Linked DNA regions of Homo sapiens: region 1 is linked to region 2. The links are chromatin contacts, found by Hi-C in ENCODE. All regions are on one chromosome and are shown on one strand. Each heading gives the region's core, a stretch centred on a gene start or an enhancer-like site at or near the end of the contact. The rest is flanking DNA. Distances are from core to core; before and after follow the strand shown.

Region 1 (3,400 bases), core at 154-2,653, 1.4 Mb before region 2:
GATGAGGACCAGTCAGGAGCAGCTGAAGGAAACAGAGAAACCAGCCTTCCACCTCTTGTATCATACTTAGGCCAAAATGAAACCAATGCTTCTCTAGAAAATCATAAAATACACAAATATTAAAATACAAAGAAGCAGGCCGGGTGCAGTGGCTCATGCCTATAATCCCAGCACTTTAAGAGGCCAAGGCAGGCAGATCATCTGAGGGTCTGGAGTTCAAGACCAGCCTAGCCAACATGGTGAAACCTCATCTCTACTAAAAATACAAAAATTAGCCAGGTGTGGTGGCGGGCACCTGTAATCCCAGCTACTTGGGAGGCTGAGGCAGGAGAATTGCTTGACCCCAGGAGGTAGAGGTTTTGGTGAGCCAAGATCATGCCACTGCTCTCCAGCCTGGGTGACAGTGCCAGACTCCATCTAAAAAAACAAAACAAAACAAAACAAAACAAAACAAAACAACGAAGCAGCAACGATGCATGCTAAGCGTAACAGAAAAATCACCTGGGAAGTAAAGCCAAAGCTTCACATGCCATCCTTGTCTCCACTTTAACCCTGTTAGGTAAGTTTCTCCAACTCAACCTTTTTATCCAACTCTGTTCTCAGAACCTGGGTGCTTCATACTTGGGAGCATTTCCCCAAGGGAAGCACAGAGACTTTATATCAGTGTCATAAACATCTAGACCCCTTGTAGCCAGCAGGCACCCCAAGAAAACTTCAAAGAGCAGGTGTGGAGCTGCTCTGTGTGAGGCCACCCAGGACAGCAGGAAACATCTACGGCAGCATGGGCTGCCTGCCAGCGCCAGGGAAATTCCCTACTCCCCAGAGGGCACGCTTGCCACTGCTGACATTTCCCTGCTTCCAGCCCTTCACAGGGGCCCAGCAATGCTATGTCCATTTTATTTAGCCAAAACAGACCACCTCAACTTTGCTAGAGGTTATTGCTAGTAAGTATGATGGGAGTTTCATCTCAACCTTTGAAGATTCTGTTCTTGAGAAACACCTCCAGTTCTGGGTTCGTCCCTCATTCTTTGTATCTCCAAGCTGCAGCACGGCCTGTCCATGCCCTGACCCCCACTGTGTCTCCACTGACCCAATTCTTCCCTGCTCTTTCTTGGAACTCACTCTATCCCAGGAGTCCCCAGTCAAATGGGTACAGTAGCAACAGCCTCTCTTCCCTGACAATGCTCCTTTACAGCCTCCACTGCACAGGACAACTCCGGAATCCAAGCTGACAGCACCCGGACAGCACCTAACTCTTCACAGAAGTGACTGCAGCACATAAATATATCCCACTGCACCAAAACTAACCACAGCCATATCACAGATACCCAAGGCTGCCAGGCACAAGGAGACAGACAAGAAAGGGGAAGCCCAAGTGGAAGGAGAGGGTAGCAGGCCTACCCCGCTGAAGGGAACAGAACACACTTGTGAAAAAGTATACGAGCTAGCTGAACGCACTGCTCCAGGAGGGACCCCCCTCCCCAAAAGTGAACCCCTTGGAGATCAACCGTCACTGACCCCTGGGGCCTGGTTCGATAAGTGTGCCCTGACTACTCGGTTTTCAAAACCAAAGGATATACTGTGTAAGGGTAACAGACAGAGTTAAGAAATCAAAGAAAACTAGTGGAACCACTTACACAAAAGTCAGGATAATTATTTATTTGGAGCAGAAGATAAGGACACAAAAAAGTGTTTTTGAAAAAACACTTATTTTTAAAGTAAACGTTATTTTTAGAACAATTTTAGATTTGAAGAAAAATTGAGCAGATGTGACAGAAAGGCCCCACAGACCCCACACCCATTTTCTATTATTAAGATCTTACATGAGCATGGTTTAATACAGGAGTCCCAACCCCTGGGCCATGGACAAGTAACAGTCCATGACCTGTTAGGAACTGGGCTTCAGAGAATCAGTTCTTGCACTGATTCTGTCAGATCAGTGGCAGCATTAGATTCTCACAGGACTGGAACCCTATTGTGAACTGCGCATGTGAGGGGTCTAGGTTGCACATTCCTTATAAGAATCCAATGTCTGATGATCTGCCACTGTCTCCCCTTACCCCCGATGGGACCATCTAGTTGCAGGAAAACAAGCTCAGGGCTCCCACTGATTCTACATGATGCTGAGTTGTATGATTATTTCATTATATATTACAATGTAATCATGGAAAGAAAATGCACAATAAATGTAACGCGCTGGAATCATCCCCAAACCATTCTCCCAGCCCCCACCTCGGCCCATGGAAAAATTGTCACCAGTCCCTGGTGCCAAAAAGGTTGAGGACTGCTGGTTTAACGGACCAGTATTAATTAACACATTGTTATTAACTGAAATCCACACTTTCGTCAGATTCAGTCGTCCAGGATCCCACGTGACATTGAGATGTCATGGCTCCCTAGGCCCCTCTTGGCTGTGAGTTTCTCAGACTCTTCTTGGTTTTTGACTGTTGAGGAAGCTGTCCCTCAGCTGGGATCTGTCTGATGTTTTTCTCATGGTACAGGAAGGGACTGAGTTTGGGGATGAAGCCCCCAGAGGTGAAGGCCCACTGTCACTCCACTGTATCAGGCACACCCTGTCACCGTGACTGACCACTGTGAGGCTGACCTGGCCCCTGCTGGGTTGAGCCCCCCGCCCCACTTCCATGCTGTCCTCTCTGGAAGGAAGTTGCTCTGCACAGCCCTTGCCTTGGGGTAAGGGTTGTGCTCCACCTCCTGGAAGACACAGCAGATACAGCAGATGCAGAGATGATCTGGAATTGTGCTGGAAAAGGAGCTTTGTCTTTTCTCCTCATTTATCAGTCATTTATTTATGTCAGTCTGGACTCATGGATATTTATTTATCTCTGGGCTATAATCCAATACTACTTTGTTTTGTTGTAGAAACTGTTCCAGCTTTGGCCACTGGGAGCTCTTTCAGTTGGCTCCTGGGTCCCTTTGACACCACCCATTGATGTGGGTGTGGTTATGTTTGTTTCTCGGCATTTCCTTGCCATTTCCTTGGCATTCCTGGCACTTGTGTTATTTCCTGCCCAGTCCTAGAATCAGCTATTTCTCCAATAAAGAATGCTCACTCTATTTTTTATATGCTGTTTTATGGAACATGCAGCTACATGTTTAAAAAATATAGTTGTGGTTACAGCTGGTTTTGCTGACTTGAATCCATCCCCTTCTTTCTGACAACAGCACCCCAAATGTGCTGAGGAAAGTGCCTTCTCCCATTGAACTGCCTGCGTAATTACTTCCAAGAAATCAAAAATTATTTTAAACCCTTGTGCTGATAACAGACAGACACCAAGGTAAGGAAGATAATTATAGAAATTCTGATTTAGAATTAAAATAAGCACATTGGCCAGGCATGGTGGCTCACATCTGTAATCCCAGCAACTTGGGAGGCCGAAGA
Region 2 (3,570 bases), core at 913-3,412:
CCCACCCCTGCCTCAGCCTTCACAGCTCCAGGGTCCATCGCCTGGGCCCCCAGCCCTGCTCAGAGCACATGGACACCCAGCTCCCTACTTCCAGGCTCACAGTGCCGCAGAGGGACCGTGCACCAGCTGGGCAGGGGCTGCCAGGTGCTGGGCTCACTGCAAAGTGCTAAGGGAAGGCAGAGGTCATGGCTGGCTCAGAAGTGCCCAGATGGCCAGACAGCTGGGGGCTGAGTCCAGGGATTGCCAAAGCAGCATTCCTGACCCAATATGGGCTCCCTGGTGTGACCTCGGGCCCCGTCCACCCCCACAGCGTGCAGCAAAAATGCCACCTTATTCTAGCTCCAGAGTCTGCTCCACAGGGCCTCACACCCGCTGCACCCTCCTCCTGGATGCTGTTCCTCCCTGTGCCCCGGCTGGCAGAGCTCCACCTAGTGCTGGCTCCCTCCCACCCCTTGGAACTCGCTCCCATGCACAGCAACTGGCCCTTGGGGTCAGCCAAACCTGTGTGCACTGCACAGCTTCCTCGTTTAGCTGTCCTAGGGTGACCACATTCCCAGAGGCTTGGTGACTGTCACAGGTAAGGAGATGGGACAAGAGGCTAAGCAGGCTAGCCACCTGCTTCAGGAATGGGGAAAGCTGCCGGAGGAGTGGCCAAGGACAGGGACAGGGGCTGGCAGGCTTGTCTTGGCCACAGAACCCTTTAAAACAGAGGCCCCATGCAGAGCCGGGGAATAGATGGGCACAAGGCGGCTGCTCTGTGGGCAGGAAGGGAGGCGCTGCCGGCCCCTCCTCGGCTGATTGCACGGTTTTTTGCTCAGCCCATCTTTGACAACTCCTTTCTTCCTTTCTCCTTGAGAAGTTCCCTCTGTTCTTATTCCTCAGCGTCACTCACTCTGTGAACTGGGCACGCAGGATTCCATTTCAAAAGCTCTGTGTGGGTGTGCACCCGCAGACACCAAGGCCAACAAGCCACAATGCCAATCAGCAGCCCCTGTGTCCCCGAAGCTGCCCGTTCTGCGGATCCGCCCCTCCCTTTCCAGGGAATGCCAGTCACACCAAGCCTCCTAGGAAGGAAGTCACTTACAGGAAAGACGGGGGGGCCGGCCAACACTGGGGCCTGCAGAGCAACACACCGCATACACACACATGCATGCCCATGACACACGCATGCATGCCCAGACATGTGCACACACGCCATGCACACATGCCCCATACACATGCATCCCACATGCACACATGCATGCCATGTACACACAAGCACACCCACATACACACACACCATGTACACACATGCACACCCACATACACACACAGTGTACACAAACACACCACGTACACACATGCACACCCACATACACACACACACATGCACCGATGTGGGCTAGAGCCAGAGGCAAGAGGGAAAAATAGATCAGAAAATGGGACCAATAGGCTGGGTGCAGTGGCTCATGCCTGTAATCCCAACACTTTGGGAGGCTGAGGTGGGTGGATTGCCTGAGGTCAGGAGTTCAAGACCAGCCTGGCCAACATGGTGAAACCCCGTCTCTACCAAAATACAAAAATTGGCCGGGCGCGGTGGCTCAGCCGTAATCCCAGCACTTTGGAAGGCCGAGGCGGGCAGATCCCGAGGTCAGGATATCGAGACCATCCTGGCTAACATGGTGAAACCCTGTCTCTACTAAAAATACAGAAAAATTTGCCTGGTGTGGTGGCGGGCGCCTGTAGTCCCAGCTACCTGGGAGGCTGAGGCAGGAGAATGGCGTGAACCTGGGAGGAGGAGGAGGCTGCAGTGAGCCAAGATCACGCCACTGCACTCCAGCCTGGGTGACAGAGTGAGACTCCGTCTCAAAAAAAAAAAAAAAAAAAAGAAAAAGAAAAAATGGAAAACGGGACCGATAAGTTCTTGTTTTTCTCCATGACAGCCAAACAAGAATAACAGAAACCTCAGTCCCAAACTAAGGGAGTCAGAAAAGCAAAAAACTAGCCAATTTTCTTCCTTCTTGGAGAAAGATGAAAGAAAAAGAAGAAATACCAGAAACAACACCTGTTTCCTGGATTGGGACACATTCTGGCTCAGACCCAGGGACTGGCAGAGGCCAGAGAGAGAGAGAGAGAGAGAGAGAGAATCCCAGCTAGACGGGAGGAAAGCCAGCTGCCCAGCATGGCCTGGAGAGCACGTGGGAACGTTCCGAGGACACTCAGAAGCGTCTCCAACATACAGCATCAGCATCACCTCTAAGGAAGTTAGTGCGGGCCACCGGAGGAAGGAAGGAGGCACACTTTTCACCACTGGCTCTTTTTCCTTTCCTTTTCTTTTTTTTTTGTTTTGAGCCTGAGTCTTGCTCTGTTGCAGGGGCTGGAGTGCAGTGGTGCAATCTTGGCTCACTGCAACCTCCACTTCCTGGGTTTAAGCAATCTCCTTCCTCACCCTCCTGAGTAGCTGGGATTACAGTAGTGTGCCACCACGCCCGGCTAATTTTTTGTATTTTTAGTAGAGATGGAGCTTCACCATGTTGGCCAGGCTGGTCTCGAACTCCTGACCTCAGGTGATCCACCCACCTCAGCCTCCCAAAGTGCTGGGATTATAGGCGTGAGCCACCGTGCCTGGCCCAGCGCTGGCTTTTTTGTACTGTTTGCAAATGCATGTCACCTTGAAAAATGTTAAGGCAAAAATGATGTCTTTTAAAAGGCAGGGTGGTATTCTTCCAGGATCTTATAGTGCAGTTCTGAAGGCAAAGAAGACTCTTTCTATCCTAGGAATTCTAAGAAAAAATGTAAAGATTTTTCAAAACACCAGGTGTTTTGTTTTGTTTTGAGACGAGAGTCTTGCTCTGTCGCCCGTGCTGGAGTGCAGTGGCGCGATCTCGGCTCACTGCAAGCTCCGCCTCCTGGGTTCACACCATTCTCCTGCCTCAGCCTCCCAAGCAGCTGAGACTACAGTCGCCCACCACCACGCCTGGCTAATTTTTTGTAATTTTAGTAGAGACGGGGTTTTACCGTGTTAGCCAGACTGGTCTCGATCTCCTGATCTTGTGATCCGCCTGCCTCAGCCTCCCAAAGTGCTGGGATTACAGGCGTGAGCCACTGCACCCAGCCAACACCAGGTGTTTTAACCATTTCCCCAAGAGAACCCTCCAGTGATGCCACATCTCTGAAGAAGAGGCCACTTTGCAGAGCAGGGGATTTTTTTTTTTTAAAAACAGGGTCTACCTAGTGCATCGGTATTCTCTGTCAACTTTCTGGTTAAAAATACATTGTACTTCCATACATGTTTATTTTTTACTTTTTTTTTTTTTTGAGACAGGGTCTCACTCTGTCACCCAGGCTGGAGTGCAGTGGCACCATCACAGGTCACTGCATCCTCCACCTCCTGGGATCAGGTGATCCTCCCACTTCACCTTCCCAAGTAGGTGGGACTACAGATGTGAGTCACATAGCCAGCTTTTTTTTTTTTTTCTTGTAGAGCTGGAGTCTTGCTATGTTGCCCACGGTGGTCTCAAACTCCCAGGCTCAAGTGATCCCCCCATCTCGGCCTCCTAAAGTACTGGGATTATAGGTGTGAGCCACCGC

Evidence for each region. A loop is a pair of places that touch in the nucleus more often than their neighbours do. Pooled maps may share reads with other maps.
Region 1: a loop to region 2 is called in a map of B cell, with 15 times the contacts of the local background. The contact joins two enhancer-like sites. A Hi-C loop is called at or near these places in 1 of 168 maps with a recorded cell type or tissue (B cell), 3 of 37 single-sample maps with no recorded cell type and 2 of 50 pooled maps.

The regions. Positions count from the first base shown.
Region 1 is chr21:45,102,139-45,105,538 of GRCh38, reverse strand. The region is part of intron 1 of ADARB1 (adenosine deaminase RNA specific B1); the gene reads right to left. Among named protein-coding and RNA genes, the nearest start is that of ADARB1, 29 kb to the right of the region's middle. Within about 2 kb of position 1,403, at least 7 of the 41 ENCODE cell types and tissues checked have a DNase peak (open chromatin) inside an H3K27ac peak, as active enhancers do.
Region 2 is chr21:43,724,568-43,728,137 of GRCh38, reverse strand. The region is part of intron 1 of PDXK (pyridoxal kinase); the gene reads right to left. Among named protein-coding and RNA genes, the nearest start is that of PDXK, 7.2 kb to the right of the region's middle. RefSeq lists enhancers at 623-1,464, 3,048-3,207. Within about 2 kb of position 2,162, at least 25 of the 41 ENCODE cell types and tissues checked have a DNase peak (open chromatin) inside an H3K27ac peak, as active enhancers do.